2 separate regions of the Homo sapiens genome follow, and region 1 is linked to region 2. The links are chromatin contacts, found by Hi-C or POLR2A ChIA-PET in ENCODE. All regions are on one chromosome and are shown on one strand. Each heading gives the region's core, a stretch centred on a gene start or an enhancer-like site at or near the end of the contact. The rest is flanking DNA. Distances are from core to core; before and after follow the strand shown.

Region 1 (5,652 bases), core at 1,810-4,309, 200 kb before region 2:
CTTTTCAAGCGCTTGTTCCCTTGCTCACAGTACTCCAGCCATACTGGCCCTCTCTCAGTTCCTCGAGCCTACAAAGTTATTCCCACCTCAGACCCTTTGCACTCACCATTTCTTCTCTCTGCAATGTTCTTCCCCTAGATCTTTGCAAGGCCAGCTCCTTCTTGACAGTTAGGCCACCTATTCAGAGAGGCCTCCCTCTAAATTCTACCCCCTTGTTATTCTTTATCATAGTACCTTGTTTTATTTTCATCTTAATCTAAGTATTTATTTGCTGTCTGTCTCTCTTAACCAGACTGTGAGGGCAGGAACTCCATTGGTAGTGTTCTCCACTGTATCCATAATGTCTAGAACAGTGCCTATTATATACAGATCCTCAATAAATGCATATTAAAGGACTGAAAAAGAAGGGTATTCTCTCCATTTTATAGAAGAAAATAAGGCTCACAGAGATCAAGTAAATTAACCAAGGTTACCCACCCAGGAAGTAGGAGAGCCTGGATTCAACCCAGTCTTTCATACATATGCACCTATGTTCCAAACCACTAGACTACTCTGCCTCCCTCTTCCCTGCCCCCACTCATGCCCTCATCCCTCGAACCTTGGTGCTCAGTTTCTGGAGACTGGTCCGAGAGTGGAAGATCCCATGGTCACTTCGGTTTAGCCTGTGCAGATGAGAGAAAGGAGTCAGGCCCACCCCAAGTGGGAGAATATGAGATCAGAGTCAGGCCCAGCTTTGGTGACTTGGCTCCACCCCTAGACAGCCCCACCTCCCTGTTCCCCAACCTTGGGCTTCCTCACTCTCCATGACCCCACCTGGCCTGGACATCAGCCGCCTTCTCCTGTGCCAAGGCCCACACACGTTCCCGCTGCCCATACAGCTTCCGACTTCGGCTCAGCTCCCGGACAGACTGCAGCACCTCAGCCTGCGCCCTCTGGAGGTTCTCTGTTCCCTATTGGGATGCATACACAAAGTCCTTACCTAGACCACCTTTGGTCCCAAGCCAGCTCTTCCTTCACCCCAACCTCTGAGCCATACCTTCCTAAGCACCTGCTCCTTGGCGCTCCGCCCTGTACCCCCTGCTAGGTCACGGTATCGGTCAGACGCCTGGAGTCGGGTTTGGCCCCCAGCCACGGTGGCATCCAGCAGGCAGCGCCAGGCACCGAACACTGTCCTGCCCCTCCCCAGAGAAGGTCTGTGTTGAGGAGGAGAGCACTCCACAGCTTCATGAGACCACCCCCACCCCCTGCCCCCTGACCAACACCATGGGAGACAGAGTGCTTTCCCATCCTCCCTTGTCTGGGAGCCCATCAATCGATCAGCCCATTAGCTCAGCCACAAGCCTCACTCCTGCCCTCCACCCCACCCACAGTGTCCTTGCTGGGTCAGCTCCTCTGCTGCTGCTGTGTCAGCTCTACCTACAGCTCACGTGCCTTCCCCACTTGCTAGGCCTTCATCCCCACAGGTTCCTGGGGCTGAGCTCCCCATCACTTTTTGGCCTCTGTGGCCCTCCCCCTCCATAGGGCCCACCTGCTGTCCATCTCACCGCTCCGGTGCCCTTCCCTCTTCAGGAATGGGCCAGCCAGTTTCTGGAGTGCCTGGTGAAAAAGCCATCACAGAACCAAGTTCCCTTTCAAAGACCCACCCCAACTGGCAGAATATGACATCAGAGTATAATCATACCATTCTTTGGGTACATTATGTGCCACTTGCTTTGCTAAATGCCTTATAGTCATTAATTTGTTTAATCCTTACAACAACCCTACATGAAGGTAAGGTATTATTATTATTCCCATTTCACAGAGAAAGAAACTGAGGTCAAGAAAGGTTAAGTAACTTGTCCAAGGTCACATGGCTATAATTACACAGCAGGGATCTGACACCAGTCTGCTTGACTCTAGGCATCTGCTCTTGACCACAATAGGGATAGGTATGGACAGACATTACTGGTGATATAAGAGAGGCTGGAACAAGAGGTAAGGTCCAGAGAAAAGTCCCATACCTGCCCATACTCCCGTTCAATGGCTGCCCTCTGCTTGCTGTAGGATCTGCGGAGATTGCAGGTCGGGGGTGAGGTGGGGGATAAGGTTATGTTTGGTCCTGTTCTCCCATCCTCAGTCCTCTACTCTGGGCAGGAGGGAGCGGTTGGGGGGAGCCAGGTTCCTAGAGTGTAACTACACCCAGAGGGAATGGGACTGATGGGAGTCCTTGAGATCACCTCGGGCAGCTGCAACACAGGAAACCCTCACCTTACTGCCCCGGGCCCCAGCAGGATCCTCCCCACCCCAGAGGTTCATCTGTAGGCTTAGAGGTGAAGACTGATGGGGGCCTGGGTACGATGTCTGCCAGCCTTCCAACAGGTCTGGAAGAGGGAGAGGGATTCTGCCCTAAGGTTGATTGTGGGGTTGGGGGCAGTGGTGTGGAGTCAAGGGCTTTGAGGGAGGGTTCCTGTGTGTTTATGTGGGTGGGAGGGGGTTGGGAGGGGTTAGGTGGGGGAGCATTCCTATCCAGTATCTGGAGAGGCCAGGCCTAGGGTGAGGGCTGTGGATGGGTCGGCTGGGGAGCTCTTGGCCCCTGTTCCTCCACCCCAGCACATGTATATTGGGGAGAAGTGGCGCACAACGACGAAGGTGAGTGTAAATGAAGGGGGTTGGGGGAGCTACCTGATGTCCTCCAGCAGATCCGCCTCCCTCTGCTGCCAGGTCTGAAGGATGCTCAGCTGTTCCAGGAAGCGAAGCTTCACCTCCTGGGCCGGCTTCACCTGTGGGGGCAAAGAGAGGATGAAGACCCCAGCGCAAGGACCTAAAAAACACTCCGCGCAGGGAGCGGTGAGGGGGCGGGGCCGGGGGGGTGCTGAGCTCTTTCCTCTGTTACTTCTGGTTTGGGGTCTGACCCCTTCCGACTTCCCGTCTCCTACCACAAGTCGGATGCCCCCTTAGCTCCCTCCGTTCCCCCAGCCCGCCAGGAGTCCCCATTCAGGGCCAAGCTCACTTTTCGGGGCGGCGGCTGCATCTCCGCTCCAGCAAGGCGGTCAGCCACTGGACTCCGGAACTGGAGGAAGCCCCGCCCACTATGGAGCCCCGCCCCAGGCCAGGTCAGGCCCCGCCCTCTGCCCGCCCACGACTTGTCCGGCGACGTCGCAGGGCGCGGAAGCGAGAGGGGGCCACCGAGAAACTAAACCTGTTACTGCTGCGAATACGCCGGCAGGGTCCGGGTGGCGGGGCGGGCGGGGCGGACGCAGCGTCCGCTGGGCGGTGGGAAGAACCCCAGGCATCTGAGTCAAGACGCCTAAGTTCTATTTGTAGTGTAACCACTGATTCAGCCTGTAATTATTGATAATTATTCATTTGCATATGTAGATCCCCAGTCCCCGAGCTAATGATGAGGAATGGAGAGGAATTCAGTGTGTGACCAGGGAAACTGAGTCACTGGGCACCTGAGCAAAGATGCATCTGACGAAGAGAGGGCTGGTCCCAGACCTTTTCCTAATTCCCGCTTAACTGGAAAAGCCAGCGTGAGCGGGGTGAGAAAGATGCCTGGATCCAGGAAGGAACCAGGCCCAAAGGGAAAAAGACTTGGCCCCACTGAAAACTAAACGATACCAGTGAGTCGGCGAGAGCTGGGAGATGCGCAGGAAGCCCCTGCCACCTTTAGGATCTTCCAGCCCTAGCACTGCTTCCTGAGGAGCCTCTCCCCAATTCCTCATCCTCCTCACCTAAGCTTCTTTGGCTCAGGCACCTGTCCCAGTACCCCTGACATGTCTCAAAACTCCAGATTCACATTCCAACTCCCCACTGACACCTCTGCTAGTATATCTAATAGGAACCTCAACTTTTAAAGCTTTTAAACCTCCTTCAACCTGATCCTCCCCCCGTAACGTTTTAAATGGCACCGCATTTCCTCCAGTCAGTTAAGTCAGAAACCCAGAGTCAATGTGCCTTCTCCTACCCCTACATTCTATCCATCAGTAAGTCCTACAGGTTCTATTTCAAACAACAATAAACAAACAAAAACCTCTTGATCCACTTCCCTCAATTTCCAAGACCACCATCCTAGTCCAAGCCCCCATTATTAGACTTCTGGTCTAATATCTGATCTCCTTGCTTCCACACTGCCCTCACCCCAACCCACTGTTCACACAGCACTCAGAGTGATCAACCTTTTTTTTCTTTTTTAAAGGGAAATAAGATCTCATAATTTACTTGCTTAAAATGCACTTGCTTCAGAATAAAATCCAAATAGAATCCATGGCCTTCAAGGCTACGCATGGAAGACCCTGCTGGTCTTTCTTACTTCAGCCTGTACTCTCCTCCCACTGTCTGCTCACTGTGCTCCAGCCTCTTTGCTGTTCCCTCAGTAGACCAAGTCCCTTCCAATGCAGAGTTCTTCATGCCTGCTTTCTTTCTCCAGAATCTCCTCCTTCCAGCGTTCCATCTGTCGCCTCCAACAGCTTCTTTCCCTTACTTTGCAACTCTTCACAGATGCCTTCCCCATCCACCCATCCAAAGACCATCTCCACAATCACTCTTTTTTTTTTGAGATGGAGTCTTGCTCTGTTGCCAGGCTGGAGTGCAATGGTGCAATCTCGGCTCACTGCAACCTCCACCTACCAGGTTCAAGTGATTCTTCTGCTTCAGCCTCCCGAGTAGCTGGGATTACAAGCACGTGCCACCACAACCAGCTAATTTTGTATTTTTAGTAGAGACAGGGTTTCACCATCTTTGCCAGGATGGTCTCAAACTCCTGACCTCAGGTAATCCATCCCCCTCAGCCTCCCAAAGTGCTGGGATTACAGGTGTGAGCCACTGCGCCTGGCCTCCACAATCACTCTTCAAGCTCATCACTTTGGTTCAGTTTCTTCACAGCACTAAACTCACTTGTTCAAGTACTGGTTTATGTGTTTATTTGCTATTTTCTGTTCCCCTCCACAACGGAGGATTCATAAGAGCAGGGGCCCTGTTTGTTTTGTTCATGCTATATCCCCAGACCTGGCACCAATTAGGTGCACAATACATATTTGTTGAATGAATGAATGAGAATGGTAGTCTTTTGGTTCCCAGGTTTATTGACAATTACTCATCTATTTTTGACTCCCCGAGTCCCAGCTCCCAAACTCGCTCTCCCTACTCCAGGCTTCACGGTAGTCCCAGAATGTAGGAAGTGGGACAGGATAGACTTTAACATCACCCAGGCCTCTGGTTTCCAAAGCATTTTTTTTCTTTAATGCAGTAAAACCATTCCTTTAAAACCCAAAATCTCTCATGGAACCCCTACGTATCAAATATATAAAGCAGGAGCTGCCCTTGTTCAGGGATAATATGTGGGGCTTATGGCTCTAAGAAACACAGTTTGACATTCACTGCTCTCCTTACTTCAGTTACCTCATGGTATAGATAAATGGGCTGGGCCCAGAGAGGGGCCATGACCTGTCCTGGGACACGCAGCCACTGAAGCCTTTAGTCCAGTGCTCCTTCCACAGCACCACACTGGATTCTGGAGTCTTTCCAGCCAGGGCAGAGGAAGCTGCAACAGTGCCACGATAAGAGTTTCTGGGTCTTCTGGTACCTACCCTCTCAGACTGCTGGTCCTAGGGTCATGTGAGGGGCTGGCTGGAGGGTGGACTGGAAGTGCATGGGGGTTGGGTGGGGAAGCCA
Region 2 (5,795 bases), core at 1,244-3,743:
TCAGCCTCCCGAGTAGCTGGGATTACTGGCATGCGCCACCATGCTCGGCTAATTTTTTTGTTTGTTTGTTTGTTTGTTTTGAGACGGAGTCTCGCTCTGTCACCCAGGCTGGAGTGCAGTGGCGCAATCTCGGCTTACTGCAAGCTCCGCCTTCCGGGTTCACGCCATTCTCCTGCCTCAGCCTCCCGAGTAGCTGGGACCACAGGCGCCCGCCACCAAGCCTGGCTAATTTTTTTGTATTTTTAATAGAGACGGGGTTTCACCATGTTAGCCAGGATGGTCTTGATCTCCTGACCTCGTGATCCGCCCGCATCGGCCTCCCAAAGTGCTGGGATTACAGGCGTGAGCCACCGCACCCGGCTGTATTTTTTTTTTTAGTAGAGACGAGGTTTTTCCATGTTGATCAGGCTGGTCTCGAACTGCCCGCCTCAGCCTCCGAAAGTGCTGAGATTACAGGCGTGAGCCACCACACCCGGCCAACTCCCCTCCATTTCTACTCACTTTGCCCAGAAGGTTAGAAGAAAAGAAACCCAGGTAACTGCCCTGAGGAATCTTAGCATCTTAGAGTACTGTGGCTATGCTCTTTTCTCCCACTTCAGGGCCTTTGAAGGCAATTTCCCTGCAGTTTCCTTGTATCTGGAATGTTCTTTGCCAAGCTCTAAAACTTCAGGGTTATTTTTTTTTTTCTCTTTTTTGAGACAGGGTCTCACCTTGTTGCCCAGGCTGGAGTACACTGGCCAACCTTCAGGTTTCCTCAGGGAAGCTTCCCTGGCTGGGTAAAGCAGCCCCCTCCCCTCCCCCACCTCCAGTTATCCTCCTTCTTGTCCCACTGTTTGTTTCCTTCACAGCACTTTAACACAATCTATAATTATCTCATTTATTTGTTTATTGTCTGTCTTTTCCTCTAGAATGCAAGTTCCCAGAGAGAGAGAGTAGGCATCATGCCTGTCTTATTCAGCACCATAATGCTAGCACCTGAGACAGTGCCTGCCACTTAGTAGGTGTTAGACGTGTGATAAATAAAAAAGTGGACAAATTATCTCATTGAAGCCCCACAATAACCTTTGGTGATGGTAAGCACTATTATCCCCACCTTACAGAGGAAGAAACTGAGGCTCAGCCACCTACCCAAGGTCATGCCACTAGAAATAAGTACAGCCAAATTTCTAACGTAGGTCTCTCTGACTCCAAGTTTGATGGAAAGTGGGGACCATTCTTTTGTTTGTTTTCCGAGATGGAGTCTTGCTCTGCTGTCCAGGCTAGAGTGCAGTGGCACAATCTCGGCTCACTGCAACCTCTGCCTCCCGGGTTCAAATGATTCTCCTGCCTCAGCCTCCCAAGTAGCTGGGATTACAGGTGCGCACCACCGTGCCCAGCTAATTTTGATATTTTTAGTAGAGATGGGGTTTCCCCATGTTGGCCAGGCTGGTTTCGAACTCCTGACCTCGTGATCAGCCCACCTCGGCCTCCCAAAGTGCTGGGATTACAGGTGTGAGCCACCGCGACCAGCCAGGGACCATTCTTAACCAGCCTAAACTGCACCTGGTTCCTCTTCCTGTCTGCCTGTGTATCTCCACTCCCAACCCAGGCATCCCCAGAGAAACCTGGGGCAGGGAAGGGAGGAACACAGAATCTGGAAGAATGTAAATCTGACCTTTTCTTTTACAGGCTTAAAATCTGTAAATGGCTCCTCTCCAACCCCTCAATCCAAGCACTTTAAGTTGACCAGCAGGTCCTTAGTTCTGGCCCCTGCCTTCTTCTCCAACTTCTCCTGCCCTCCTGAGCCACCTCACCTCCTCCTCCACCTCCAGACCCTGGCACATACTCCTCCTCAGCCTGCAAGGCTGACCCCTTCCTCAGTAGCCTATCCCTCATTTGCCCTTTGAAACTCAGCTCTGGCACCACCCCTTCCAGAAAGCCTCTAGACTTTGGAGAGGACAGCGCCTTTAGGTCTCCTGCCAGAATTTCCGGCTCAAGGCAGGGCCGAACACAAGATGTGGTCATTGTTTACCTGTCTGCCTTTCCCACAGAGACTGTGTGTCATTCTTGGGGTCCAGTACCCTGTGCCGGTCTGGCACATGGGAGGGGCTCAGGAAATGTTTGTAGAATGAGTTAATCAACCAGTGACAGGATTCTGGTACCCAGTCGGCCACCACATCTCCTCCAACTTCCTTAACTCCAGACATCTTTTCCTGGGCTAGGCCTTAACAGAAGGAACTCCTCACCCTTCACTGTGGGGTCAAGTCAGGGGTGGAGACAATGCGGGCCCCTCCCCCGCTGATTCAGCGCCTCTCCTAATGAGGTGAGGCCTCAGGTTTAGGAAGGGTTGCCACACCCACTGGTAGGGGGAGGGTCTGTGATTCTGTAACTGGAGGATAGGTAGGGGGCTTCGGTTGTAGACTGAGTAGGGAGCTGACCTAAGCCGGTAGATTCAAGTACTGCCCGAGAGATCTCTGCCTTTCCGCCCCACACCCCAGTCACCCCGCGCCAGGCTCTCGGCGCGTCAGATCCCGGCCCTGCGTTCTTCATCTCCTGCCCCGCCACGCCCCCAACTGCAGATCCAACTCGGGTCTCTCCGAAAGCAGCAAGGAGCCTCGGGGTGGGCTCTATGCCCCGTGATGCTCCGCGTCTGGGAACGGATGAAGGGGTGCCAGCAACCCCCGCCGTCCCCGCTGTCGATCCGGGTTTACACGAGGCTCATCCGGGATTAGTCCCTGCGGTCGGCTAATCCCAGCGGCTGGACCGACCCCGGGGTCCGGAGCGAGGCCCACACAGTACCGGCCTAGGGAGCTAGGGCGCGGGTCGAGCAAAAGCGCGCGACGCTGGGCGGGTGTGGGGGTGGGGAGGGGCGGAGGAGGGAGCAACGCCCCGGGAGGCGGGGCCAGGAACCGGCTGATCCGGTCTCTGTTTTCCGACCTCTCCGGAGCGGGTGTTTACCCGGGAGCCGGACGGAGGAGGCCGGGGCCGGTCGAGCCCGGAAGGGGGGAGGGGAGCGCAGTCGGAGACCGAGGCTGAGACCTTTTCGGTTCCTTTCCCCTAAATCGACTTCCAACCCTCGTTCCTGAGCGTGGGAGAACGCGGCAGACAGACAGATGTCTCCCGCCCCTTATCCTATCCAGTTCCGCAATTCACACTCGTTGCCAAAGAGTGGGGAGCGGGAATGGATACACCCGGGAACGACTGCACGTCCTGCGGGCGCCCGGGGAAGAAGGCAGCGCAGCACAAAACCTCTCCTGCGGTCACCTCCCACCCCATCCTGCACCTGAGTTCTTGCGGGGAGGGGGTGCCCACAGCAGGTCGGGCCCAGAGGATCCGGCAGGGGTCACTTTGAGGTGTACGGACTAGGAGTCTATCCTCAGAACGCGTCAGCTCGACCCCATCCCCGATTAATACCAGTGCGGGTCTCAGTCTCTTGTCCCTCGCGTCCCCCAGCCCTCTCCAAGGCCTCCAGATTTAGCTCCCACTCTCCACGGGACGCAGGCCCGAGGACCCGGAAGAAGCTGAGTGGGGTCCGGTTTTCACACTTTTATTGTAAAGCTCGGGAATAATTACACGGGTCTTTCATTGACAGCTCAGCAAACAAACCGGAAACGAACCGAACCGGAGGGGGTAGGGGCGGTGCCTGCGCATGCTCGCGGCGGGGTGGGGGGGGGTGGGGGTGGGGGTGGGGGGGTCAGAGAAAGAGAAAGACAGAAAGAGACAGAAATCATTACAAATCAACGGGATTGTGCTCGCAGCGCCAGGGATGGGGTGGGGTGGGGCGGGGCGGGGGCCCTTCCCGGGAGGAGCGAGGCAGTGGGAAGTGGCACGAACCAAGAGAAACACGACCCCAATGTGGGCACCCGACGCGCCCAAAACCCCCCACCCCGACCCCCACCCCCCTACACACGAGAGAGACACGGCCCCCCTCCCCACTAGATAACCCGAGGAGACACAGTCTCCCCTCCCCATGGGCAGACACACCCGCCCGAAACCCCATGGGCGGGACACAGTCCCCCCTCCCAGAGAAGTCCCCAGTGGAGACGCCCCTTAAGAGACTTTCTCATGGCCAACACAAGCCCTCCCAACACCCGGAGACAGCCCCGACCCAGGGAAGAAATGGCTCCAGAGGCCCTACCCTCGGGAGAGAGAGGTATCCCAGGGCTCCTAGGAGAAAAGACAACTCAGAGATGCCCAGCCTCATCCTAAAGTGCTGCAGGGCAGAGAAACCCCCATAGGAGAGATGGGGGTAGGGCCAGAAACATCCCTTCCCAGACGTGTTTCAGAGATAGCCCCCTTCCCTGGGAAGAGAGATGGCCCGAAACTGACTTGCCTTAAGTACTCCCAGGAACCCTGGGAGGAAAACAGGCTCCCCAGAGAGCCTGGGTAATTGGGGGAGACATGCTCCCGTGGTCCTCAGCGGGAACACATGTCCCCCGGAGACTCCCAAGGGGAGAGATAGGGCCTAGAGAGACCCCAGAGGTGAGGGATGCCCAGAGAACTTCCCCCCACCCCGGAATGTGAAACATGCTTCAAGGACCCTAGGAGAGAAATATGTCCCCATATACCCTCCCCCTACGGAGAGACATGCCCTGAAGTAGGGGGATGGGGACCGACTAGGTCCCCTCTGGGAAGACACAGACTGGGTCAGGCTGGGTTTGAGGGGGGCTCTCCTCTGGCCAAATGTCGCCTATTGGTACATAAAACTGTACGCGACACAGGCATTGGGGAGGGGCTTCACAGACCTAGGACCCACAGGGATAGTCCCCAGTGCTGTCGCCAACCCCTGCCCACCTTTGGTTTCATCTCTCCAGTGCCCAGTTGGTGACAGACTCAGTGCCCTGGCCCCAACCAGGGGGCTGGGGGCTCTGTCTTTGCCTGTGGGAAGGGCTTCTCAGCTCTCCCAGCCATCTGGGCCACCCTCTTTCTTCTGGCTTCTCCATTGTGCAAAATGCTCCTCTGCTCTTCTGCTCAGTGCTCAGGGGTCTCTAAGACCAGGGCAAGGTACCCAGGCCACTAGGGGCTTCCAGTGGGAGTCCACTGACCCCAGGAATGCCGCCTGTCTGGACCACCTTCTCCACCAAGCAAATGGGCCTCATACAATCTTCTTGCCCGAATCCTGACCTCCAGGACCCAGGACAATCCTTGAGGCCACTGTTCCACCAGCTGGGCACCCAATACTACCAACTCCAAGACTATTGCACCTGCCCCATTTGTGCAGGGGAAAGGGGCTGTCTCTTTAACAAGCCCCAAGCCCATCTCCTGGGCCTCCCCAAGGGAAAGGAGCCTTTGGCCAACCCCTAGACCTGGCTGCTGCCACCCCATCCCATTCTACCCCTTCCCCTCTGTAGAAGGGCTTCGTATGCCAGGGCTACCAGCCTAACAATGCTCTCCTTCCTAGCACTGTCACCCCAAGCCAAGTTGGGGGTAAGGGGCAGATAAATAGGGTGATTCTTCAGGCCCCTGGCTTTTCCGGGGTGGGGGTGGGGTCTCTGGGGTACAAGAGTCAAGACCCCAGCAGCACAGCTCCCAAAGGCACCAGACGACCCCGCAGCCTGTACCCACCGCTCGCAATCTTGGACCACCTCCCCAAGCTTAGACTAAGTCAAGCAAGGGCCATACCCTGAGTCTCCAGCCTCCCAGCCTGGGCCCCTAGGGAGCTGGAGAGGTATGGGCCAAGGCAGTGGGGGTTTCTGGAAGGAAGAGGGGCTGAGGCTTTGAGATGGCCACAGTGGGAGACGGGGGCTCTGCAGGACGCCCCTTACACCCTGGCCCCCTGAGGTGAAGAAGAGAACTTCACCTCATCATGGCTGACT

The links. Hi-C counts contacts between places; a loop is a spot of excess contacts on that map. ChIA-PET counts read pairs that join two places held with the same protein, here RNA polymerase II (POLR2A). Pooled maps may share reads with other maps.
Region 1: a loop to region 2 is called in a pooled map, with 8 times the contacts of the local background. The contact joins the promoter of FCHSD1 here to the enhancer-like site in region 2. A Hi-C loop is called at or near these places in 1 of 37 single-sample maps with no recorded cell type and 13 of 50 pooled maps. POLR2A ChIA-PET finds 5 or more read pairs at or near these places in 7 of 52 experiments (B cell, CD4-positive, alpha-beta T cell, K562 and 4 more).

What each region holds. Positions count from the first base shown.
Region 1 is chr5:141,648,359-141,654,010 of GRCh38, forward strand. FCHSD1 (FCH and double SH3 domains 1) reads right to left here and starts at 3,060. Exons shown (of 20, transcript NM_033449.3): 1 at 2,990-3,060; 2 at 2,662-2,759; 3 at 2,001-2,046; 4 at 1,529-1,596; 5 at 1,037-1,178; 6 at 814-950; 7 at 599-662. The coding sequence starts at 3,010. It overlaps ARAP3 (ArfGAP with RhoGAP domain, ankyrin repeat and PH domain 3), which reads right to left. Exons shown (of 33, transcript NM_022481.6): 33 at 5,044-5,652. The coding sequence ends at 5,592. RefSeq lists an enhancer at 1,082-1,660.
Region 2 is chr5:141,846,883-141,852,677 of GRCh38, forward strand. No RefSeq gene overlaps it. Among named protein-coding and RNA genes, the nearest start is that of PCDH1, 29 kb to the right of the region's middle. RefSeq lists enhancers at 1-715, 1,472-2,028, 2,144-2,233, 2,587-3,143 and a silencer at 2,794-3,043. Within about 2 kb of position 2,494, at least 40 of the 41 ENCODE cell types and tissues checked have a DNase peak (open chromatin) inside an H3K27ac peak, as active enhancers do; they include B cell, CD4-positive, alpha-beta T cell and OCI-LY7, where a contact is called at or near this core.